Linked DNA regions of Homo sapiens: region 1 is linked to region 2. Evidence: chromatin loops called from intact Hi-C (ENCODE). Cell type or tissue: heart right ventricle. All regions are shown on one strand. Each heading gives the region's core, and the rest is flanking DNA. Links, peaks and the distances in the headings are about the cores only.

Region 1 (12,863 bases), core at 2,028-10,027, 58 kb before region 2:
TGGGAAATTATGGTAACCGAATAAAGATAAGATCACTAAGAATTTGTATCCCATAGGCATAAGGTTCGATTAACCCCACCAAGTAAAAAATTCTGACCAGCCAAAGTTCTGGCAGAGGGCAAGGGAACATGGAATAGGTGGAACACAGAATTAACATAATGATTATCAACATAGGACATATGACCAGCTACAGAAGCAGGGACTACAGCAGCCCCCAATTTAACAGAATTGTGACGTATGTTCCCTGGCAGAAGTCATCCTCTCTTAGACAACAGGATCTCCAAACCCACCCATCCCAAGGTTTTAAGGAGAGGGAATGGCTAATTAATTGTTTATTATTATTATTAGGTATTTATTGTTATGATGATTCTTAGGTATAATAGTGAAAGAGGCAATTTCTACCTCCACCCCTCAAACATGAAAACTGCCTGTATTGCCTGATGGATAAACAGCCTCCTCCTCTATAATGTTCTTTCCTCAATCTTTGCATTGGTTTGTTTCTAGACTCAGCTCAAATATGATCTCTTCAAAGTAGCCTTCCATGACCACCTGTCATCTAAAACAATGCACTGTCTCCATCCCTACAATCATTATCTTGCTGCATATTTTATTTCCTTCCCAGTATTTCACAGGCTCTGAAATTATCTTTTTATTTCCTTGTCTATCCCCTTTCTTCCCCCACTCCACAAAGCCTGTGACTTTGTCTTATTTCTTCAGTACTTAGAACAGTTCCTGGTACATAGAAGAAGCTCACAAAATATTTCTCAATAACATAAGGACTTCTGGCCTCCAAGAATATAAGGCAAGAGAAAACCATGTACCAAAGTTCAAGTATGAGCCCTTCAAGTATGATTCCTGCAGAGGGGACAATTCTTTTGCTACAAGGAGAAACTCAAGAGGATAGGTGTAGAACTGACAACTATTCTAAAATATTCTGTAATTATCTGTATTTTCTATCTTAAAGTGACAATGATGGAATAGGATTCAGAAGGGAAATATTTAAGCATGCTGCTTTGACTTAATTATAGGCACAAAATGAAAATTTGGATTTTTGAGAGAAAGAACACTAGAAGCGGCCCATACTGACTCTAGTGTAGCCCCTCTTTGAAAGAGGCAAAATGAAATTTGGAATGTGTAGTTTCGGGGTGCTGCGTTGGAAGGACTGTAAAGAAATTTGTGAGGGCTGTGAGGACAACTGTGTCTTATTCTCTATATCATGCCATCACTCAGCAAAGCTCACAGCATTAAGGATGAGAGGTGGAAGCATTTGAGGAACTTTATAAAATGTGTTTGCATCCACATCGCAGAAGTAAAGCTGGGCTACACCCAGCAACTAATTTCCACAGTGGAAAATGCACCATCTGAGGTGCATTTCATTTCCTGGGAGGCAAATGACAAACCACAATGTAATTTCTCACACGTTTGACCGAAGAATCCCAATACTGTTGTGTTCATCTGGACCAGAGGCACAGGATGGGCATGTCTGTTCCCCATTACTGCCTCACTGAACTGGATGGAGGAACAACTTGGGAATGGGGACCATGGCCCATGTCATGTCAATTACAGATAGCAAACCTCCCACACAAGTACCCTAGTTTATAAATAATAGGCCCTCTGAGAACCCACATGACATCCTAAGTGCTGGATGGTACATCTGAAAGCACTGAGAGAGCTGAAAATCACAGACAGCCAAGTAAGTCCCTGCTGAATACATATCTAAGGAGCTTTGCATGCATTGTTTATTCCAGCAACTTTATGGAATAAATTACGTACAACAAATTAGTTTCAGATGGTAGGATATGAAGAGCTGATGTGCTGTATAAAGGAAGGTGAACTCCCACTTTTGACCCAACCACTTCCCATCTCGGGCATCTCAGACTCAGAATTCAGATGCAATTCATTTCTGAAATGCAGTGGAGATCAGAAAGTTAATAAGTGATGAGGTTTAGAGATTTCAAAAAGAAATTTATGAGTATTGTTAACTCATTATATTATCCTATGATTTCTGGTTGTTATATGTGAAACCATAGGTAAAATTGAACCCATCCTTCCTTCATTCCTTCATTATGCACAGCAAGCAAAAATAAATGTCTTCCTGACATTTCCAACCTGCACAGAAATTCCATAATAGATTCAACTCAACACACATTTAAAACCTCACTGCCTACCATACTGGGATGTCATCAAATTACTGAAAGAGACATAATGTCTTTCTCTATTCACCCTGAAGTCATAAATTATTTTTTAAATTAACACAGTAAAATTGACTTATTTTGGTGTATAGTTTTGTGAATCTTACTACATGTATAGATTCATGGAACCAACACTGCAGTCAGGGTAATAATTCTAGCACCCCCAAAATTGCCTAACATTATTACTACTTTACAGTCCCTCTCCTACTTTAAGCACTAGCAAACCACTGGTCTGTCCTCTGTCACTATAGTTTTGTCTTGTCAAGAATGTCACATAACTTTTGTCATGTAACTTTTCACTCAGCAAAATGCCTTTGAGATTCATCTAAGTTGCTCCATGTCTCAATAATCTGTTCCTTTTTATTGCTAGGTGATACTCTGTTATATGGATATACCACAGTTTGTTTATCCATTCACCCTTTGGAGGACACGTAGTTATTTTCAGTTTTTAACAATTACAAATAGAGCTGCTGTAAACATTTATGTATGAGTTATGTTGTGAACATAACTTTTCATTCTCTTGGGTAAATACCTAGAAGTGGGATTGCTGGGTCACATGCTACACGTATGTCTATAAGAAATTGCCAGACTTTTTACAGAGTGGCTATACATAATGTCTTTTTGATAAGTAAAAATATAAAAACTATTAAATGACCCCCGACAGCTTGTTTACTTGTGTTGAGGGGATTCCGATAGTTATTCACCATGATAAAATATTGTTCTTAAAATAATCAGAGGCATTTGACTTCATTTCTTTCTTTTTACTTTTAAAGCTTCAATTAAGTCTTTCATATTTTAATGTGATTTTTAAAACAAAATTAGGTGCTTAACATCGTAGAAGCATAAGGCCTTGAGGAAGCTACTTATACATGAAGAGATTTTAGTCAGAGAGAACTAGGAGAAAATTTCATCATAGCAATATAACCCAGTGTCACATGTATCAAGTCCAATTTTCAATTCATAAATAAGCCTCCCCCTCCCTTCCTCCAAAAACGTCCACCCCAAGCTAATTACAGAAGAAAAAGGAACATGAACACCAGCCAGAAAAGATTCACAGTTGCCACTCTTTAGTTGCTACTTTAATGGGAAACACATGTGCAAGATACCACCCAGGAGACAACTGACCAATGTGCTCTGAAAAATGGAATGTCACAAAAATGAGCCACACAAGATGGCTTACTCTATTGAATAGGCTGAACACATAAAAATGTTTGATACCATTTTGTTCTTATATAAATATGGGGAGGTCCTGAGATGAGATGCTGAGACAGAAATTAATTTGTAGCAACAAAGTTGAAAGGCAATGATTTAAATTAGCCCTCGCTTCTTATCTCATCCACATGCCCCACAATAGTTGACCATCATATTTGGAAAGTACTTAGCAAAGTTTACATGAGGAGAAATCCTGCAAAGAAATTGGAAGAAACGACAGAGTGGCGATTGTTCTTATTAAATAACAACACTAACACTCATTAGCTACCATCACTACAAGTAGCCAGTTCTGTTCTGAGTGCTGTATGCACAGCATCTCATTATATCCATAATTTACAGGGTAGAATTATCTCCACTGTATTAGTCAGCTAGAATTGCCATAAAAAAATACCATAGACTGAGTGGCTTAAACAACAGAAATTTATTTCTCATGGTTTTGGAAGCCAGAAAGTATGAGATCAAGGTGCCAGCTGATTTGGTTCCTGGTAAGGGTTCTCTTCCCGGCTTGCAAACGACCACCTCCTCGCTGTGTCCTCACATGGTGGAGGGGTGGGGGTGGTACGGAGAGAGATAGGGCGAAAGGGAGAGTGACAGAGCTCTCAGGTGTTTCTTCTGATAAGGGCACTAATCCCATCATGAGGTCCCCATCCTCATGACTTCATTTAACCCCAATTATCTCCTAAAGGCCTCATTTCAAAATACCAATACAGTAGGCTTTAGGGCTTCCACTCATGAATTGTCAGGGAGAGTCAGGGAGGAACAGTTAAGTTAATAGCATCCACTTTACAAATAAATGATGTTTCAAGAGAACAAGGAGTTCACAACAGCTCACTCTGTTGGCAATCAGCAGAGTTTGAACTTGAACCCAAGAGTATCAGACTCTAAGAGAAAAATATCTACTATTTATTGACTGCCCACTAAGTGTCAGGTGTATCTATACAACATCTCTATTCTCTATGGGAAATCAAGTTTTTCCCATTATTCTTCCGAGTTGTAGATATGGAAACTCTAGCCCCAAATACTTAACCAGCTATTCACAACCTACCATCTAAGCGTAACATACTGCATAAAATTTATCCTAGTGCTTATCAAAGTGAGGCCCCCATCATTACCTGGGAGCTAATTAGAAATGCACATTTTGGGACCAAACAGCAGACCTACCTAATCAGGAACTCTATGGTGGTGTCCACAATCTGTGTGTTAACATACCTTCTAGGTAAATCTGATCCATGATAAATTTTGAGAACCACTCGTTTGTTCTATAAATTTATTAAAATAACTAGTACTTTCAAAACTCGATAATAAGTGGTATATCCAGAATTCATATACAGGTCTGTTTGGTTCTAAAGCCTGTGGCTTTCTGCTATACTATACTTCTTCCATCCCAGCTTTACAAAGGGAAGATCTGTGATTGCAGAGCCCAGTTCTGAATTCTGCTTTGCTGCTGTAATTCCGATCAGTTCTCCTACCTATAAAAATGTGATACAGGGAAATGTCCAAGGATAATCCCTGAGAATTCATAACGCTGCTTAATACTAACCAAGAAACACCTTTGGTTCAAACTAGAAACCAAGCTTTGTGAAACTTTTATTTGGGCCGGACAATTTTGTGTTCCATTTAGTGTAAATGAGAAACAATCCAGTATACGGAAACAGTAAGTATGGAACAAAGTTACCTCTTTTAAAAAGAAAAAAAATAATTTTATCCCTCTTTGACTGTTTTTAATCATGTTTAATCCATCTAATTGATCATTGCTTTATCTACATGTTTTCGCTGTATAATTACACCATTTTCTCCCTCCAAGGAACAAGACCATATTATATCCCTTTATACAATCTTGATAATTTACACAAAGGAATAAAAATCTGCTTATAATAAAATGGAGATTTCTATTTCTAATTTTTGGAGTGGTAAATGAAGGTATCTGATCTCACACCAAGTGCCTTTTAAAATCATTCGCAAAATAAAAGCACTTTGAAAAGGGTTATTTCCAGTGCAAATATAGTCACCTGCTCTTGTGATCAATAAACCTCTAAAACATTATACTAATATTTACAGTATTAATGAACATGTGCACAAAGCCTTTTTACACGTGGTAAAACTCATTTAATCATCACACACATGTGAGGTAGCTTTTGGGATTATTCCCATTTCACAGATGAGGAAAATGAGAATCAGGGAGGGTAAGTAACTTGCCAGAGCTCCTTCAGCCAGGAAGTACAGGACTCTAGATATTAAGCTTATTAAAGAGCTCTTGCTGAACATTGATTCAGACACTGACACTTGGCTCTGGATGGATGGGCTCAGTGTTGCTCTGCATCTGGATTACTTCCAAAGGTCCATCTGTGAGCCTGCCTGACCCCCGGGATGGGGCGGCGCAGCCTTTGCAGCCTTGGCACTCCATCTGGAGAGACTGAAAGGGAACAGCAAGGTGGTGACTCAGTGGCCTTGACTGTCCCTCAGTCTCCTGGGAGACAGAGAGCAAAGTGATAAAGTGACAGAGTGGGAACTGTAGTTCTCGTTTCTCTATTTGTTTTCCACTTGATTCTTAAAAACAGACCTATTAATCATTTAGTTCATGACTGGTAATTCCACTGACTCCCAACACATTTGAGTCAATGAAGCAAAAACTAGAAAGTTGTGTGTTCAAACTTCTCAGATGGGAGAAGAATTAAAATCCTTTGAAAACATTTCACCGGCCAGCAGAAAGACTCACATGTTTTTCTGCTTCAGAGTTGTAGATGGATGTGACTTAAGCCCTAACTGGGAAAAACTTTGTGTGATTTATAACAGCAGATAGATATTCTGAGTAAGCTTCTCATACTCTTTTATTCCACCTACCAAAAACAAAAGCTGTTTTCAGCAGAGCCCAATGAGGTGAAAAGGGCTTTCCAAGGAAACTGTTGCGTGTGCTTCTTGATTCTGTCCTGATTTGGGAAGTTCATCTAAGCTGAAATTACTTTGTGGAGCTGACAGGAAGTTTGTCCAATGACTTTTGCCTTTCACAGCCCTGCTCTCCTTATCTCTACAGACACGCTTCCCACTTTCTTTCTTTTCTGGCTCCCTTCCTCCTTCCCTTCACACACACCTTCACACCTCCCATCTACTCTGATTGTATTAATTGATACCATAAAGAACACTGTTATAAAGGGAGGCACAAGTGTTGTAATATTTGAGGGGCTTTTAGTGCAGGAATTAAAGGCTAATACTTGGCCTGGCCAGACCTATCATTGCATGCTATGTCCAGACTCTCCAAAACTGTGAGAGCCTACTTTGAGTCCCTCTTTCATATCTTTGTAGCATTTGAGTTCACTGAATATGTTGGGAGCTTCAGATAGAAAAGGACCCTATCCCTCCCCTCAGGGAGCTGATGCTTGCCCAGCAGGGACAGTAGGTTAATGAGGAGCAAAGCTCTCCCTAGTTAATCTGGCTCCAAGTGTAGTGTGATGGGTCCCCTACCAGGTTACTTAAGGGTATATGTCCACTGCCTGAACCTTAAAGGCCAGGTGGTGAGCTAAGGCTGTCGTGCCCAGCCGAGGAGCAGGTGTCTCTGAGAACACAAACATACCAAGGAAAACAGTCCCATCACACAGGCACAGTAGGCAAAGAGCCAAATAATTAGCTTAAATGAGAGATGGGAAGTGGGATGAATCTCTAGAGCTGTCCTGCTGCTGCCCAGGAGTGCTCTGTAAGTAAGTCTTAATAAACCCATCTACTCACCAAGCTGGACTTGTCCAAAACATTTTGGTCTCCTGATACCTTCCCAGTTTGGGGGGTGGGTGGTGGGGAGGAAACATTACAGTCCTAAGTTTTTCTCATAACACCAAGTGGATTCATTTAGAAGGCAATTTCCTAGCAAACATCAAATTCACAGCTCTCCCTGGATCAAGAGTGGTAAGCTTTCTAGTAAAATGATCTGTTTGGAATCAGATCTACTTAAGTCTAAATCCCTTTTCTGCCTTGGACAAGTCACTGAATCTCATTGAGCCTCAGTTCTCTCTACTATAAAATGCAAATGACATCTAACTCAAGACTCTACATGAGGATTAAATGAGGAAATGTTATACAAAGCACATGGCATAATTCCTGGCAAACAGGAGATACTCAATAAAGGGTAGTTTCCCTTCTTCTTCCTTCTCTCTTCCCAGACCTCACAAGAAGAGGAGTGTGGCCTCTTAGTGAGATGATATAAAAGAGACTCTAACAATATTAAACACTTCAGTAGCACCTACTACATCCCAGGCACTATTCTAAGCACATCTGTATTTCAGCTCATATAAGTCTTCCCTAAAACCCAATAAGATAAGAGCTATTATCATCTCTACTTCATAAATGAGATAGCAGGTAACTTTCTGAAGTCACACAGTTAGAATGTATGTGATGCGGCTATGATTTGATCCCAGTTTATCTAGCTCTTAACTATCACATTATTAGGAAACAGATAGTGAGAGAGGTGCTAACTGTATCTGGAACTCAAGTACACAAAACAAGCAGTCCTCAGACAATGAGCTCTGTTTGATTTGCACAGTGTTTTAAAAATCAAGTCTATATTTCTGACTGCTCTCAAAAAAGTTGGAAGATCTGGCACTAGGCAGCTCACATACTGATGTGGCAACAAGCCTTTGACTGGTGGCTGCTGTCTGGACTGAGGTCCCCAGTTCACCAGTCTCCAGTACTCACAGTCGTATTACAGGGCCGGCTTCACTTTTGACCTGCACATACATTTGAGCTTGTCGTCCAGAATTAGGTAATGATGCTAAACCGTAAAGACACAAGAATCGTGTTCAATAACGTGCACCCAATGGTTAAAATGTTTGAATTAAATGAAGGAAAAAAATGAACGTAGGAAAGAGGTCTGCGTGAAAAGCAATCAACAACCAGGTTCAAACACAACCACGCAGAAAATGCCTGGATAAGCCTTTGAGCCCTATGTGCAGAAATTGTAAACTCCTGCTCTTTTCCATATCTCCACACCTAAATAAAAACCTGAAAATGCAAGTTTCCTTACAGTCCATGGAGCAAAGACTCTTTTGCCTTCAATGTTAAATGTGTTCCTCTTTGGCATAGCTAAAAGAGGGAGTTTAAATTTTCATGTACTACTTAACCCAAACAATATTTTTTTCTCTCTCTTTTTTTTTTTTAGCTCTTTAGGCCTTAATGATTGACATGATCTTGGAAAACAGGTATGTAGCAAAACTCTCCTAGAAACCTGAAAGATGTGGCAAGAAGAAAACATGGAGCCTTTTCTGAACAAGCCTATGAGAGAAGAAGAATCACTTCAATTTATTAAGTGTGGATTCTGGGGCTAAAGAACTTACCTACAACCACACAGCCAGCAAATTACTGACCCAGCATATTCTGAACCCAGGTCTTTATTCTTTCCAAAACTTCACAGCACCTTCCTCAGAGCATCTCTACATGAAAATCTGTATAAAGAAGTGATCTGTGGTGTCGCCATTTGTATCAAAATGGTATCACAAACTTATTTAAAAGGCTTCATCTAAAAGTCTTCAGAGTTTTGGCCAGGGAAGAGCTCTAATATCACACATTAATAACCTTACCTTTGTAACATGTAAATTGTTTTTTGTTTTAACATCTCAGTTTCATTAAACTGAGACCAGAAAGAGCCATCATCTTTTTACCAATTTGTAATCATTTTATTGTGTTATGGACCTGCAGCAATGCTGACTATATTTACAAATCTGTGAGTGAAATTTTAAAACCATTTTCCTCTTCTAATCTCTCCCATCCTGCCTTCTTAGAAGCACACAAAGCATCTCAACCACTCCCAAATTCCCTGTTGGAATACCCTTAATGATTCTGAAATATTTTGTTATTCCCCAAACACCTCCCTAAGACGAATCACTGGACTCCAGGCTCTTCACATTGCCAAGTTGAATCGAGTTCAAATGTTCTATCTAACCAAACTCTAACTTACAACAAAGCCACATATAGTAGATGATGTGTAAGATATTCCGAAAATACCAAGGCAACAGGGAAAAAAAATCTGTGTCATCAAGAGGTCCTCCCAGAACTTCTTGTAATCTAGAATAATCAATTTTGTCAAGCTCCTGTAACCTAATCATAGCACACATGTGTATATATGTATAACTAATAACATAAATCAACTTTCATTTTAATAATGTATAGCTTAAGTTTTCTCACATCCAAAACAATTAGTGTTGCCAAATTTAAGATTATTTCTCTACTTTAGACATCAGAACATGCACAAGGACTTGAGGAATAAACAAATCCAAGAAAACAATCTTAGCCTGATAAAGTAAAAATTTTGAATAAATTCATAAATCATTTAAAACACAATCTTGTTAAATTAGCTATTTCATAGTATGTTATGAATGTAAAAGCAGAACACAGAAAAGGCATTTTCCAAAAAGATATAGGACTTAGTAGGATTTCCTTTTATGTTAAAAAATGGCCCATGGAAGAGCAGTTTTCAGAATGACCAGGGCATAGTCAGACACCTCTTTCATTGGAAGCTTCACCAAAGGGCACACTTCTCCTGAACTCAGAGTTTTGAGTCCAGACCCAGCTCTTGCCAAAGTTCACTGGGAGTTTTGCTAAGCTTCAAGATGATCCCACCTGAAAGCTCTTTGGAGACAAAGTTAAGGTAAGTTCCCCTTAATATTTCCAGAACCATATGAACATATAAGCAAACTGTGTAAGGCTACGTAGAAATGATTGAATTTTAATTTTTTCAAACTACAAACACTTTAAAGACAAGGATTCTCCTCTATACTTATTTTGTAGTACTAGCACCAAGAATAATGCATAGTACATAGTTGATACTTAATAAATTCAATACTTGTATGAATAAACTGAAAAATTCTCACAAGACCATTGGGGGCAGTTCTACTAATCTCCCTGTAGCCCTGCAATTTTCAAAGGCTTCATCACGCAATTCCCCTCACAACTTTTTGGTTCACTAATCATAAAGCCACACGGACAGAAAGGAAAGAAATCCCAGAGACCAAAAAGCCGTTTGTTTTGTCCATCTGGTCACATATTTATAGCGTTTCAGAGCTAAAAGTGGTATTAGAAGTTGCCTTTGAACAGTCCCATTTTACATGTGAGAAAACTAAAGTCTAAGCTCTTGGGTGAAGTGACTGAGCCTTGATCACCCAGCTGACAAGCACCAAAGCACTTCCCGATATTATTTCCTCCATATTCCTCTGCAGTTAGCCCCCACCAACTCCACCAGAAAGTATTTGTAGACTTAGGTATTTCCTTTAAAAGCCTCAGATGACTTTACTTGGGGTGTGGTGGAAGGGACCACAATTTTATTATAATTTACCAATAGCCAGGAGTTTTGTTCCACTAAAACATATGTATTGACTGATCTGCTGAATCTTGCTTTGGGGGGAAGGTGTTTTTTTTTGAGCCCATCTGAAAATGTTAAATGTTTCATTACTCTTAGATTATTAAATGAATAACTCCAGGGAAAAAATGTATCATTGTTTCTTATGAGTATTAAGACAAAGAGGCAAAACTTTCCATTTGACCACAAGAGGGCAGCTACAACATTTCCTGCTAGGTCTTTGGGGTTCTGAACTACGATCAACTGGGCATTTGGGGACTCAGCTTGCCATAGACTCCCTAATAATACCTTTCAACTGAATTCCCAATATGTCACAAAACATTCTCTCATGGTGTTTCCTGGGACGGTTTTTGTTTTGTTTTTAAAGAAATTATTTTCCAACTTCTTTCCAGATCTACAGAGTCCTCTGCTTTAGAACTCTGTGCCAAAGTTACCATCTACAAAGATCTTTGGAGACCAATAAATTGTTAGGCTAATTAGAAAACCCACAGAAAATGTTTTATTTTAATTAAGTTTGACCCCAGATAAAAATAAAAACAGTAATGATTATCTGATTCCACCACACTTAATAAAGCTTGCTCTAAGTGCTTCACGGGATTTGCCAAATATTTGCCTCATCTCAGCCTTCATTCGTCATTCCCATTTTCATGATATCCTAAAATCTTTCAAGTCAAAATTTATTGTGGAATTTTATCACTGAGCTAAACGGTGGGAGGTCTGCAAATAAAAAAGCAGAGATTAGTAATAGCTACATTCCATATTCTTATAGTTGCACAAAAACATAAATTCAAACTTAGTTCATCTGTTAGGTGCATAAAGAGTGGGGAGTTAATTTGAAAAGTAAGTGCTAGATTTTATATGTATATATGTGCATGCATCTGTGTGTAGGTGTGGCTGTGTGTATATACCCATTAATTTTTTTTGTTTTTTCACTAGTAATTATATATAAGTAGTTTGGAAATTTACTATTGATGTTTGTAGATTTTGAAGATGTACATAGCGATGTATTTCCTTCACATTTACCGTGAAGCCTTTCCCTTAACCATCTTATTTAAAATTGCAACCCCTGTCCCCCCAATCCCCACATATCCTGTCCTCATTCCCTGTTGTATTTTTTCTCTTATCAACATTTGACATACTTTATATTTTACTTGGTTTTTGTTAGTCTCCTTCACAAATAACCCCTCCCCAACTAGAATAAAAGCCCTATGACGAAGACAGAATTTTTTCTATTTTGTTTATTGCCATGTCTTCAAATCTTACAATAGTGCCTGACACATCAGAGGAGCTCAATAATGCAGCAACATGGTAAATTCACAAAAATTGAAGCATTTTTACTAGAAACTGATATTTTAAAATCTCTAGCATTGCTAATTTACTTCAGTACATTTAAGGAGACCTCCTAAAAAGAGATAATAGCCCACTATCAGAACTGAAGCATATTTCCTAAAGCAAGTATCTGAAACAATACGTGGGCTCATGATTATGGCTGAGTGTATACTCTTGAATGCTTAGACTCAGCAGGTCCTGTTTCCCAGAAGTCAATCAGACCTGGACTGAATTCTCAGCAAAAGTGGCCTCCAAAAGTTGTCACAGCATCACACAAGCAAAGCAGTGGGATAAAGGAAAGAGTAGTGACCTATCAATAAGGAGCCCATGGTTCTAGTTCTGCCTCTGCCACTAGCTAACTAGGAGTTAAACCATCCATCTAAATTGTTAGTGCTTTGATGTCCTCTAAAAAATAATGGATATAACACCCTGTTTATATCAAAGAACTTTGGAATCCAGTGAAATGTGAAAGTATTTTGGTAAGTATGGACTATTTTTCAAGTAGAAGATGTTATTAAAATCAATGTTGCCTGTACTGTGCTATGTAATGCCACCATTTGGTGTGGCCAGTCAACAATTTAATGGTTTAATGAACAATTCTAGGCTGGATCCAGTTCTATCAGTCAAGTGATGGTTTGTCAGGCCCTTCTTGGTACTCTAACCCCTAGGCCTTCTTCTTGCCGCTGTTGGGTTTATTTGACCCCAGAAGCTCTGCCCCATCCTGCCTCTAGGATGAATCCTAAGTGGAAACAAAAGACACTAAGGGAGCTCTATCGCCGTAACGAGGAATTCAC
Region 2 (12,863 bases), core at 2,839-10,838:
AGCTTCTTCTAATTGCCTGCAGATGTATGACATTCTCATTCCAGGCCAGCAGCACAAAATAATATTTTATAACCAATGTGGAAGTATGGGGACCTCTGTTTAGAACAATAATGTGCTCTAAGGACCTATATTATTGACATCATCATGGAGTTTGAAGAGTCTTCTGTTTTAATAAAGATCTCCACTCCCTTTTAAATGTTGCATATTTATGCCCAGTAATCCAGACACATTTCCTATGGTCTACTGGATAGAATAAATGAATCTTACAGATGAGTCTTATTTGCATAAAAATTATTTCTTTTTTCTATGTATATTTTTTAGCAGGTATAGTTTATCATTATATAACCTAAAACTCAGGACATTTTAAATGTAAGAACTGAAATCTGTACTGTGTTTCAGTCTTCAAATCAATTGTGCCTTTGAATGCACTATACCAGTCACAGATGGCTTCTAAATAATTTAAATAATACCACTAGATATTTTAAATGTACACTATTTTATAAATATATCCTTTAAATAGCTGTCCATTTAACTGTTTAATGAAAACATGATATGTTTATTCCCCTTCATGTATTTTTGGGGGTGTTTTCAGTTTTGTACAAAAACAAGGAGTTTGAAATACAACATAACATTCAAAGATCAGGTCACAGTGAGCAGGTTTTTTTCAGGTAATTTTTTGCTAAATGAGGATCATGCTGTGGGAGCCAGTAACGCTGGGAGTTTCCCATGACTGACATTATTCTTGGCATCTATAAAATGAAGATCATTTCAGTGTTACATACCTGGGGCCATGTATAGATAGAGTTTTCGAAATTAATTGTTTCCATTAGATATCATCTGCCTCAAAGACAACAGATACTCATCTACACCAAAAAGAAGTTGAATGAATGGGGAATATATTATAATCTGTTGATGGCTCACTTTAGTTTTCTACACCTTTATTGCATAGTCTCTTTCTCCTTTTTTTTTGAGACAGAGTCTCACGCTGTCACCCAGGCTGGAGTGCAGAGGTGCTATCTTGGCTCACTGCAACTTCCACCTTCTGGGTTTAAGCAATTCTTGTGCCTCAGCCTCCCGAGTAGCTGTGACTACAGGCGTGCACCACCACACCCTGCTAATTTTTGTATTTTTAGTAGAGATGGGGTTTCACCATGTTGGCCAGGCTGGTCTCGAGCTCCTGACCTCAGATGATGTGCCCACCTCAGCCTCCCAAAGTGCTGGTGTTACAGGCCTGAGCCACTGTACCTGGCAATAGTCTCTATATAATCTTTCTAAAGGAGATGGAGTTAGAAATCACTAGATGAAGTTGAGAAAGGATTTTTTAAAATCATATATAACTTTCTAAGACTTCCATTCCTGTATTAAAAAAAAAAAGTCATTTGGGAACTGACAAGAAAGAGAAAGCATTGATTGCCCTAATTGAAGAAACTTGTTTGTTTAATTGAACTTTAAAAAAATTAAAACACATGGCATTTTGCATACCTGGTAATTAAGCCACTAATAAACCCTGTCAGGACTTACAGGCATGACTACTAACTTGGTAAAGAAACTGTGCCATCGAGAAATGAACTCAGTACGAATGTCCAATAAAGTTGATTGTAAAACCAAATCGAGTACAGTACCTGGCTTATGTTGTATAAAGTATCATTGAGAAATATGAAAAAAACATACCCTAGGGTTTCCACCATCTCTGTCTACCAGGACTGTCCAGTTTCAAAACCAAAAGCTCCATGTTCCTGGAAATGCCTTTGTCCCAGGCAAATAGGATGGTTGAGCCCCTAGCATACCCACACAGCCAAATCGCCTGCACCTCACAGACAAGAGTGAAGAAGTCCTAACGTTAGAGCCATTTTTTCAGGTTGAGGCATTGCTTGTCCAGTGAGACTATTTTTACAATTTGTTTTGTACTTTCAAAAGACAAACTGCATTGATTTTTAAGTAGTTGGACAGAGTCTTTCTTTGCAGTTGTCGGGATCCCATTTGCCAGTGTGCCAATGAGCAAGTTTCTACATTGTTTTAGATGTTTTATGTGTAGGATGCCTGGACATTAGAACCTGCACACTTAGTTATGTGTCATATGTGTCATACCATGGGAAAGTTAGCAATCTTTTCACATTCCCACCTAGAAAAAATTTCACCACACAGCCAAATTAAATACTATGTTTCACCTATAAATTTTTCAGTTTGCTAAAATTTTTATTTTTTCCAACTTTCAGCTATATTTTCAATCATTTTATTTTGTCATTATTACATGTGATACAGGAGTGATTAGAACACTAAAAAATACATATTTGCCTCCTGTAAAGTCTAAAGGAACAAATTACAGTGTACATAGGGTTCAAATTTAAAAACCTCTATAGTCTTAGGCATCATCCATTTATATTCTACATATTTCTTTATAAACATAAGGGTAACTAAACTACTCTTTTGAAAAAGGAAGAAGTTATTATCTGTACATCTACCTTTGCAAAGAGGAACTTGAAGTAACATATACAGCTTCTCAGATGCTAGGGATATCTTTCTTTGACTTCTTTCATTTTAAACTTAAGTGATCTTATATCCAGAAGAGAATTAGAAAATCATAGTGTAACCAAGTGGCTTAGATACCTGGCATTGTCATTACCAAACAGCTTTCAAACACTGCCCTTTTGTTGATTCTCATTAATGTCATTAGGGTCGCTGGCTGCATGGGTTAGTTTTGTGAGGAAATGCCTAATTTTTCTTCCATATAATTATACAGCCCAGTGAAGACCTGTGATCTCAGAAAATAGATATTTTGCAAAAGGAAGACTATAATTGAGTAAATTATGATGTTAACCTTAAAAAAAAGTACTTTAAGCAGTAAGAAAAATGGGCATTTAGCCTCCTTACAGTTCTTCATTGTTTTTAGTTGTTAATTATCTCAAGTACCTGAAAATTCTCTTAAGTTATATAAATGGATAAGAGTTGAGTTTACAGGGGAGAAAATTATTTTTCAAATAAGCCGATGCAGTGTATGGAAGTAATTGATTTACTCCTAAAAAAAATCTAGCATTGTTTCATAATTTACTTTTCAATATGCTGCAGCCATTAAATTTCTAGTCAATTTATGTCATTTTCAATACACATTTGTGAGCAGTATTTATAGGTATCTGATTCATACACAGTCAGAAAGTGTTCTTAAAATTGCTTCATAAAAATTGAATGACAACCGTTAGAGGTGGAAGGATAGAAGAGGTCAGTATGATCACTCTCCTGCAGCAGGACTGTGCTACACACCTCCCTAATTCAGTGGGTCTCAAAGTGTAGTCCCTAGACCAGATGCATCAAGCATCATCAGGTAACTTATTAGAAATGCAAATTTCCCAGGTCCCACCCCAGACTGACTGAATCAGAAACTCTGGGGCCAGCACCAGCAATCTGGTTCTGGGATTATACTGTTTTAACAATATATTATATAACATATATTGTTATAATAAGACAATTAAATATATTGTTATAACAATATAACTACATATAGTTATATAACATATAACTATATATTGTTTTAACAATCCCATAATATGGACGCCTACTCAAGTCTGAGAACCAATGCCTTAACTTAATCTTAACTTCTGCTATATAAATCAGAGGGCAGGGTCAGAATACTTCACATGGGATATGGGAAGCAGTGAAAAGAAAACATCAAAAATATACATTCTGCCTCTAGGGTAAGTTAGTATTTCTATTTTACTTTTCTCACTCTTCTTACTGTCATCACCAATACTCCGATTCCTAAACATGGGTGGCCATGAGTCCTGATTAAGACTGTATCCCTGAACCAAGGACATGATGTATGCAATCTAAAGGAAAAAAGGACATATTAACAAGAAAACAGGATACACATCTCTATGAAACCTACAAATATGCAATCATATAACTATTCTTAAATTGTCAGTAGGTGAGACTCTAATTTTTATTCTGGCTATGGCAATGACTGATGCTAAGTGATACCTATATCTTCTATAGGGCTCCTCCTTAAGTTCATGGCACAAACTTGTGAGATGAGGCAATGCTGTAGCGGTTCGGTTTGTGTAGAACCACAAAAGAGAAGGAGATTGACTCTGACTTTGACTGTAAAGTATCCTTCAGTCACCAAAGTGATATGAGATCCTTTCAATATCAGATGCACAGCTAACCATCTCTTTCCATTTAGACTCTGTAAATATCAGATATTTGAAGAATATTCACATAAGCATCTTCTTTCAATTTAAACTTTATAAGAAATTTACTTCCCATCAAAGACGAGGAGATTCTTTTTAAGACTAGTTAACACTTAATCTGTGGAATGAATTTCCTCCTCCCCATTGAAGCAAGAAGGAGATTAGAGTAGAATTGCAAGCCCGGGTAACTTCAGGAAAGTGCACTGGTACTGGCTCATTATTTATTTATCCAGCAGGAAGTCTCAAGCTATATTCCCTGAAATCAACAAGTTGCCCCTTTTGTAAGGATTGCCTTTGCACGTGTTGAATTGCTGGCACAATTTTATTCTTTGAAACCAAAGAGTAAACAAAAATTTTCCCAATGTGTTTGATTTTACATGAATGTACAAATAAGTAATTCACACCGCATCTGAAATTCATTAGCATGTTGCTTTTTCCAGGAGGTAATTGCAAATCGCACACTCAAAATAAAACTGATCAAGAAAACTGCATTTCAAATATTGGCAAAAGAAAATGCTGTCATTGCAAAAATTTAAAAAGAATTGCAGGTTTGTAGTTTAAACTGAAATGATTTGTAAACATTTAATAAAAATGAAGTGAATAAATGACATGAAAGGAAGGCTGAATGCTGAGCTGTTAGCATAACTACAGATTAAAAGAAGAAACAGCTAATCAATGTATATAAATGTGTACTAAATAGACTAAAAAGCTTGAGATTTGCACTAAGTCAAATTCTAAAAGTTCAACTACCTTTCAAATGATTGTACATCTATCCCATCCAGGGTAACTAGGCAGTATTGCAAGTGAAATTGATCAAATGGAACATAAAACCATTCCATTAGAGTTCAGTGAATTCAGTCAAATTTGAGAACCACTTTCTGCTGTAGCTTAATAGAGTCAAGGTAGAAGGAAGGAATGCTCATAGTCTTTAGGGAATTTGTAATAATTGTCCCATGAGTTATCAAATAATAAAAGAAACAAACAACAGTTCAATAAAGTAACATGAGACATCACTGGAAGTACATAATGAATTGCCAAAAGTAGATGTAAAACTAGTATGTGACACAGGTAGCACCACAATTAACTAAAATACATATTTGGACAGAAAAAGAAAACGTGTTCTCAGAAATGTGGTTAAGGACAAAAGTCTGTTTCCTCGCTGGAATGGGGCATTTGGGAGAGAATGATGAGGGGACATTGGGAAATCTGACAAGGAAATTAGCATCCAAATATCAGAGGAAATAATCATACTGTAACTGCACAGAACAAGTGAGAAGCATTGTATCATGTCCACATTCCATCTGTCCTAGAATGATTTCCCAGGAGAGGTCCCCAGAAACAGTGTGTTTCTGATTGGAATGCTAGCAAGATAAGGTGGGGAAGAAAACCAAATCAGAAAGAACAATTGATGAACCACTTTGCAGAGCAAACATCTATGACTGGTTCCATCCTCCGTAACTCCACCAAAATGCTAATGAATTCATTTAGCTCTGTCTAAACATATTCCAGAACTGCATTCTGTTTTACTTATTATTGAATAGGCAATTAGTATATGTTGTTTGTATAAATGAATAGATTTTAATCATAGGAGAACTCAGACTTAAACCATCCTTGAAAATAAGCTACCAAGTACCATGTGTATATAAGGTATATTTCCCAACTATAAATGTTATACAATATTAGTGTGGTCCATCAGTAATTATTAAAAGAGACTGTCCTGTCCCTTTTAACATGGAGGTCTCAGATACCTTGTCCCCGTTTTAAGCTTATGCTACTTGAAAGAAGGATTCATAAAACCTATTCTTTATATCCTGGATTACTAGGTTTTCCATAAATATTAGTGACTAAACAGGTTGGTGTTATTCCTAGAGGAAGACTAGTAATTGGGAACACTAGAATTCTTTTTTATTTTCCAATAAGCCATTTAACCAGGGAATGCATTTCTGTATCAAATACATCCTTTTTCAGAAATCTCATGGTGAATAATGAAAATACACTTTGGTTGGGAAAGTGTTAATATTTATGATACTTGAGGTCAGATAATCATAAGCCTGAAAAATATTTTTGTTTTTATAATTTTATTTTTAATTGAAAAATATACATATTTATGGGGTGCAATGTGATGTTTTGATATATGTATACACTATGGGATGATTAAATCAAGCTAATTAACATAACCATTACTTCACTTGTTTTTTTGCAGTGTGAATATTTAAAATCTACTTGCTTAGCAGTTTTGAAATATACACCATATTATTATTAACTATAGTCACTATGCTATGCAACAGATTTCAAAATCTTCCTGTTTAACTGAAACTTTGTACCCTTTGATTAACGTCTCCCCATCTCCCCCCATTCTCACCCTCAGCCTCTGGTAACCACATTTTTCCCTCTACTTCTATGAGTTTGACTTTTTCAGATTGTACATTTAAGTGAGATCATGCTGTAATTGTCTTTCTGTAAGGGTAGAAAACATTGATGTGAGCTCTCTGATACTGCGAAGAAACTCAAGGCTTTTGATGAACTTCTGTAAAATAAGATCAAGGGAGAAGGACTCTGAGCAGTCCATCTTACCTTGGACATTTCCCTGGCTAGAAATTATCCTTCTCAAATTTGTTTTTAGAATCCAAGAAAGTCACTTAGTTGTGTACAGGTGATTTAAAAGAAGAGTTTTCTGATCTTGTCCCAAAGTAGAGAAGCTCGGGGGAGCTAGATAAGTGAGAAGAAAAAGTCATAGCTCTCAGGAACCCAGGAAGAAAGAACAGAGCTTACTGAGAGCCCATTGAGAACTGTTAACTAGCTGAGACTTGAACTGTAGGTGAAATAAGAGTGACGTAGGGAAGGGAATCCAAGACAGCCATAAAAACTGCATGTGCTTTTATGTGTGCCTAGTTAAAATGAGAATCATGACAGGAGCTGGAACTGCATGTAGTTAAATCGTTGTGGGGAAGGTGGTGAAATAAGTTTTCACTCTAAACAGCCTTGTGTGTTGCAAGGAATCCAATCCTACTCCCTTGAGTGAAGCCACAGAACACAATCCAAAGTGGGAAACAACTCATGGGGTCCAACTCACTGCCCACCTTGCAGACCAAGTCTGTCACAACCCGGGTTAGGGAAGAATTTTTATTCAATGATGATGTTAGATTTCCCTTGTGAAATATTTTGCAGCAAAGCCCTCCTCTTGTACATACATTCACACCAGCATGCCATTAAATTAACATTTTTACTATTTTCTGAAAACTTATATATCCCAATATTTTCTAATATACCAGAATGACAAAGGGCAGTGTAAGTCTGTTTTTCAGAGTTTGCTGTTTAATCCTCAGAATCGTATTTTTACAATTTGTAAATGTGTGATATCAAAAGATTCCACTTCTAAAAAAGAAAAGTATATCCCAAGAGAAATAACTAAAAGACACTTTAGAAACCTGCCTACGTAGGCTAAATACCCCTTTTCTTGCCTAGTTTATTCTAACTATTTATGCCCACACATGTGCACACATACAGATACCTATTCAAGTACATGCCTATACACATGCATATGTACAAACATGTGCACACATTATTTTCAGTAGGAAGGTACCATGTACCAAAATGAAACTGATCATAGTTGATGATGCTTCTGAAATGACTGAATGCAGAGAGAGGTTTCCTCTCATTATTCCTGTAACATTAACACTGGAAACTGCTTTCTGAATACATGTGTTTACCTATCACAAGAGAACAGGACACCCTGGACAGTTAACTACACTTTTTGCTGAACAAAGAATTGTGTTAGATGGATTAAATAGAAAGTGTTGACAAAAAAGAAGTGAAGGTGCTGAGGTATAACCTCTGAGGCTTTGTCATCATATACTTCTGCAGCAAGATGATCATTTCATTACTAATCTTTCTCAGAGATTTGCCTGGATTTCATCCTGACCCACTATTTTATATTGAACAACTTAATTTTTGGCAAAATTGACATTTTTGATGAACTATCGTTTAAGGTGGATTCAAAAATGACTTATCTGGGACTGAACTGAATCTCCAAGCTTTTTCATTCTTCAGACTTTGGTAAATTATATAGTCAGGAAGTAGTCTGAAATAGAACTCCACTCAACAAGCAAGGCAGAAAATTCCAGTCATTCATTATGAATTAAACTTTGCAGTAAAAGCTGTGGGCACCTTTTGTTAAAACAGTTCATGTCCTGGAATATCAGAAGAATCTTAATCCAGGGAGGGAGCCAGAAAAAAAAGTCCTCCCATACAAGCTGGTAAAGATGAAGGGTTTTGGCTGGGCATGGTGACTCAAGCTTGTAATCCCAGCACTTTGGGAGGCCGAGGCAGGCAGATCACTTGAGGTCAGGAGTTCGAGACTAGCCTGGCCAACATGGTGAAACCCCGTCCCTACTAAAAATACAAAAATTAGCTGGGCGTGATGGCACATGCCTGTAATCCCAGCTACTTGGGAGGCTGAGGCAGGAGAATTGTTTGAACCTGGGAAGCAGAGGTTGCAGTGAGCCAAGATCACACACTGCACTCTAGTCTGGGTGACAGAACGAGACTCCGTCTAAAAAAAAAAAAAAAAAAAAAGATGCAGGGCTTTGTTCTGAACTTCAATCATATGACCTCCCTCCTTCAGTGATTGTCGTGGGTCAGGGTGGGGGGTAAGCTAATGGTAAAAAGAAACTAAATGGAAGAAGGAAATTTAATTGTCGTGCAATTTAAGCAGATAATAATAGTTCTGTAGAACAGGAAAGATTAGTGAACAGCTCATTCAAAAAAATGTTAAATAGCAAAACTATTGTAAATTAGAGCTCAACTCTAAGTAAACTGAAAAATATTTTCATTGATTTTTCAGTTTAAGCAGAAAAATGGATTGTGTAAGCATGCCAGAGCATTAGTTTCCAGTAAACCAACCTATCACAGAAGGTTAATACACCAAATGGACTATTAGAATGTCAGTCTGTTAGAAAAAGAGCTTATACTATCTAATTTCATTGTAAAAACTTGGCTACAAACAGTATTAGGATTCTAATAGAGCTTTAAAGAATTATTGGAAAATCAGGCTGGGCGCGGTGGCTCACACCTGTAATCCCAGCACTTTGGGAGGCTGAGGCAGACAGATCACCTGAGGTCGGGAGTTCCAGACCAGCCTGACCAACACGATGAAACCCTGTCTCTACTAAAAATACAAAAATTAGCCAGGGGTGGTGGCATGCGGCTGTAGTCCCCAGCTACTCAGGAGGCTGAGACAGGAGAATCGCTTGAAGCCGGGAGGTGGAGGTTGCAGTGAGCCGAGATTGCACCATTGTACTCCAGCCTGGGCAACAAGAGCGAAACTCTGTCACACACACACAAAAAAGAATTATTGGAAAATCTGTTTACAGTATCAAAGTCAGGAACAGGCAGACTTTACACATTACCAAAAGTATTATGAACTTACTATGAAATTTTCTTAGTAAAATACATAGTTTCTGGTTTCAGATTAAAGGAAAAGTTTATAGTGACAAGAGAAAATCAGGAAGACCTTAATAAAGAAGATTACACTAATTATTTAAAAATGTGAATGGTATTTTTCATTTTCTCCATAGCTTCAAAAAATTGAGTAAAAGTCCTGAGAAGTGGATAAAACTAACTGCAAGCAACAGACCTGTTTATTTTTCAGTGTAAATCTTGATAGGCTGAGAAGATAGGAAAAGAAGAATCAGTGCAGGTTCAAATTCATACCAAGCCTTTGCAGTTGGAGATCCTAAGTTTTGTAATTATTCTAATAGGTAATATATTATTGTTATGCCAAAGCTGTTGCTCAGCAAAAAAAAAAAAAAAAGAAAAAGAAAAAAAAAAAAGCCACTATCCCTTAGAAGAGAAGAAATAATTTCTCTGTCACAGTTAGGTGAACCTCTGTATTTAGTCAAGGTTCTCCAGGAAAACAGACCCAATAGGATACATGCAGAGAAAAAGAGGGAGAGAGATTTACTGTGAGAATTTCTCATGTGATTATGGAAGCCAAGAAGTCTCATCATCTGCTGTCTACAAGCTGGAAAACAAGGAAAGCCAGTGGTGTAATTTGGTCTAAGTCTAAAGGGCTAAAAAGGGTGTGGGAGATGGGAACTGCTAGTGTAAGTCCCAGAGTCCAAAAAATCTGAGAACCAGGAGTAGCTCCAATGCTCCTTTCTTAAGGGCAGGAGAAGATGGATGTCCCCTCTCAAGAAGAGAAAAAGAAAATTAATCCTTCCTCTGACTCTTTGTTCTATTTGGGCTTTCAATGGACTAGATTACATCCACCTGCTTTGGTGAGGGCCATCTGCTTTACTCAGTCAATTCAAATGCTGTCTATTCTGGAAACACCATCACAGACACACTCAGAAATAATATTTTAACAGCTATCTAGGCATCCCTTAGCCCAGTCAAGTTGACACATAAAATTAACCATCACAAACTCTTAACCACAAAGATCACAACTGGGTAACAGCAATTGCTGAAAATTCATGACTTGGTGTTGCTTGCCTATTGGTCAATTTAAAAAATATATACTGCATGCTATTATCATGAAAAACTCAAGCTATTGATGGTACTTCCTGGATCTTCTGCAAATCTCAAGTTTCAGTGACACTCACCCTCTAGCACCACCTACCACCACCACACAGCACTCAAGTATGAAAATCAGTCTTCTAAGGAAAAAGCAAAAATTCAGGGAGTACCTGCTAGGGTAGGGGCCAGGACTATATTCAAACATACATTTGTGGAGAAAAAGCAAAAACGGAGCAAACAACTGAGCCATACCTTTATCTTCCAGGCGCTGCTTCTTACCCTGAAAGACAGGACCCCCTGTAAGAGAAATGACAGGCAGAAAAAAAGTTGTGGAATGTAACTGGGAGGGAGAAAGAGAGCAAGACAAGGGAGTTGAGGACAATGAGCAATCACAAGACTATACCAATCAAAAGTAGATTCTCCTAAAGTATCTCATAAGATATTGTAATTACCAACTGTCCACTCATATATGTATGTATACATATATATGTATACATGCATATATATTTGTATAAATGCATATGTCCCTCAAAAGACTGATGAAGGAAAATAGAAAAGGTGACACCTAATAAATTGGTTTTGCTGTTTTTATAAAATTGGCTAAAGAAGTCTTTAGATTTGGGATTCAATTGTTTAATATGTTTTTTAGAATCTCCTGTGTGTTATGCATTATAGATTAGTGCTTCTCAAATATTAATGAACATATCAGTTCCCTGGGGATCCTGTTAAAATGAAAATTCTGATTCTGGGTAGGTCTGGGTTAAGGCATGACATTATACATTTCTAACAAGCTCCCTGGTTTTGTTGATGTATGCAGAACCTGTCTTCCAGTAGCTGACAGTATCCTTCCTACCAAGAAACTGATATGTCTAATGGATTCTTCATCTTCTACTTTCTGCAGCAGCAAATGGGGTATAATCTGGATAGAGTCAAATTTGCATGTGGTTACTTTTCAAAAATACATTTTTCTCCTTTGGTTAGATACTGTTTCTCCAATACAAATTACATTGTAACAGCTATAGCTATAAATCACAGATATTTCCCTCTCTTACTAATTAATAGAATTTTCTCCTGTAGTGGAATGTTTTTATGCTTGAATGCTCAAGAGGATTCCAGAAAGTAGTCTTTGGCAGCAAAGGGTGGTGGAAACCCCATGAAACTAAGCAAGAGACAAAAGTTCCCATTTGGGTCTTCCCCTAAATGACTTGCTGACTTTATTAAATCAGTTTATCTTGCTGGATAGTTTTCTCAGCTATTAAAATTAAGAGTTGTCCTTTCAGCTCTTACTTGAAATTATTTACAAAGAACAGGAAAGAGAAAGAGACAGAGAGAAAATGAGTGCACTTTGTCTAGGCTGTAAGCCTTGTGGATGTATGGTGATGATATGGTTCTTGATTGATATATGCCTGGCATTTAAGCTGTTTCCATTGATAGTTCATTTTTGCCTTTTGGATGGCATTTTTATCAGGAAAACATACCGAGGCAAGTCAAAATCCACCTTGGGAAGAATGCAGGTGCATTCTGTGATTATAATAGAATTAATGACTCAGAAGCAAAAAACCAGCTGGTTCTAATCACCTGAATCTTTATTGACAAAACAGTTCACACCTACTACTAGTTGTTTGCTAAAAGTCTGCACCAAATCACTGAAGCTTTAAAAGCTAGATCACTGCAGTCTTTTCCCCAGGCACTGACATGGGTAATTACGGTATTGTGGTTCATGCCACAGCCCCAGACTTCATTTCAATCCTAGCTTGGAAAGGAGTTATTTTTATTTTGGTGCGCAGGAAATAAACTTTTTGCATATATTAATATAACCCCATGTAAAATGTAAAGGTGCCAGCACTAAATGTGACCAGCCCTTTGTTATGTTCTTGATTCTTGAATTAAGGTTTCCCATCTTCACTGGAGACGAGTGCCTTTCGGCAAAGAACTATCTGTTTAAAGTCTGAATTAGTTCATTTCACCTTTTGGAATTTCTTTCAGCCTCCAACTCAAACCATGCTTACAACCAAAGCCATGAGTCTTGCCTGAGTTTACGTATTATTTTCCATCACATATGAACCATAAGGAAGTCTATGTGCTAGTTAATCTGTTACTGCATAACAAATTACTCCAATGCTTAGTGACTTAAAACAACAAACATTTATTACCTCACCTTTTCTC

What was found. Hi-C counts contacts between places; a loop is a spot of excess contacts. Peaks named below come from ENCODE experiments on the same cell type or tissue, not always from the same donor. Only the 100,000 strongest peaks of a DNase experiment are listed, where the experiment ranks them.
Region 1: a loop joins it to region 2, with 8 times the contacts of the local background. A loop is called at or near these places in 3 of 110 quality-filtered maps.

The regions. Positions count from the first base shown.
Region 1 is chr2:55,959,567-55,972,429 of GRCh38, reverse strand. It overlaps MIR217HG (MIR217 host gene), which reads left to right. Exons shown (of 3, transcript NR_126406.1): 3 at 8,548-9,024. All of the region lies in intron 3 of LOC105374690 (a long non-coding RNA gene), which reads right to left. Among named protein-coding and RNA genes, the nearest start is that of MIR217, 17 kb to the left of the region's middle. In heart right ventricle, for the core only: no CTCF peak of the experiment used is centred there; a DNase peak (open chromatin) is centred at 5,782; H3K27ac peaks cover 1,855 bases.
Region 2 is chr2:55,902,116-55,914,978 of GRCh38, reverse strand. All of the region lies in intron 5 of EFEMP1 (EGF containing fibulin extracellular matrix protein 1), which reads left to right. Among named protein-coding and RNA genes, the nearest start is that of EFEMP1, 15 kb to the left of the region's middle. In heart right ventricle, for the core only: no CTCF peak of the experiment used is centred there; no DNase peak of the experiment used is centred there.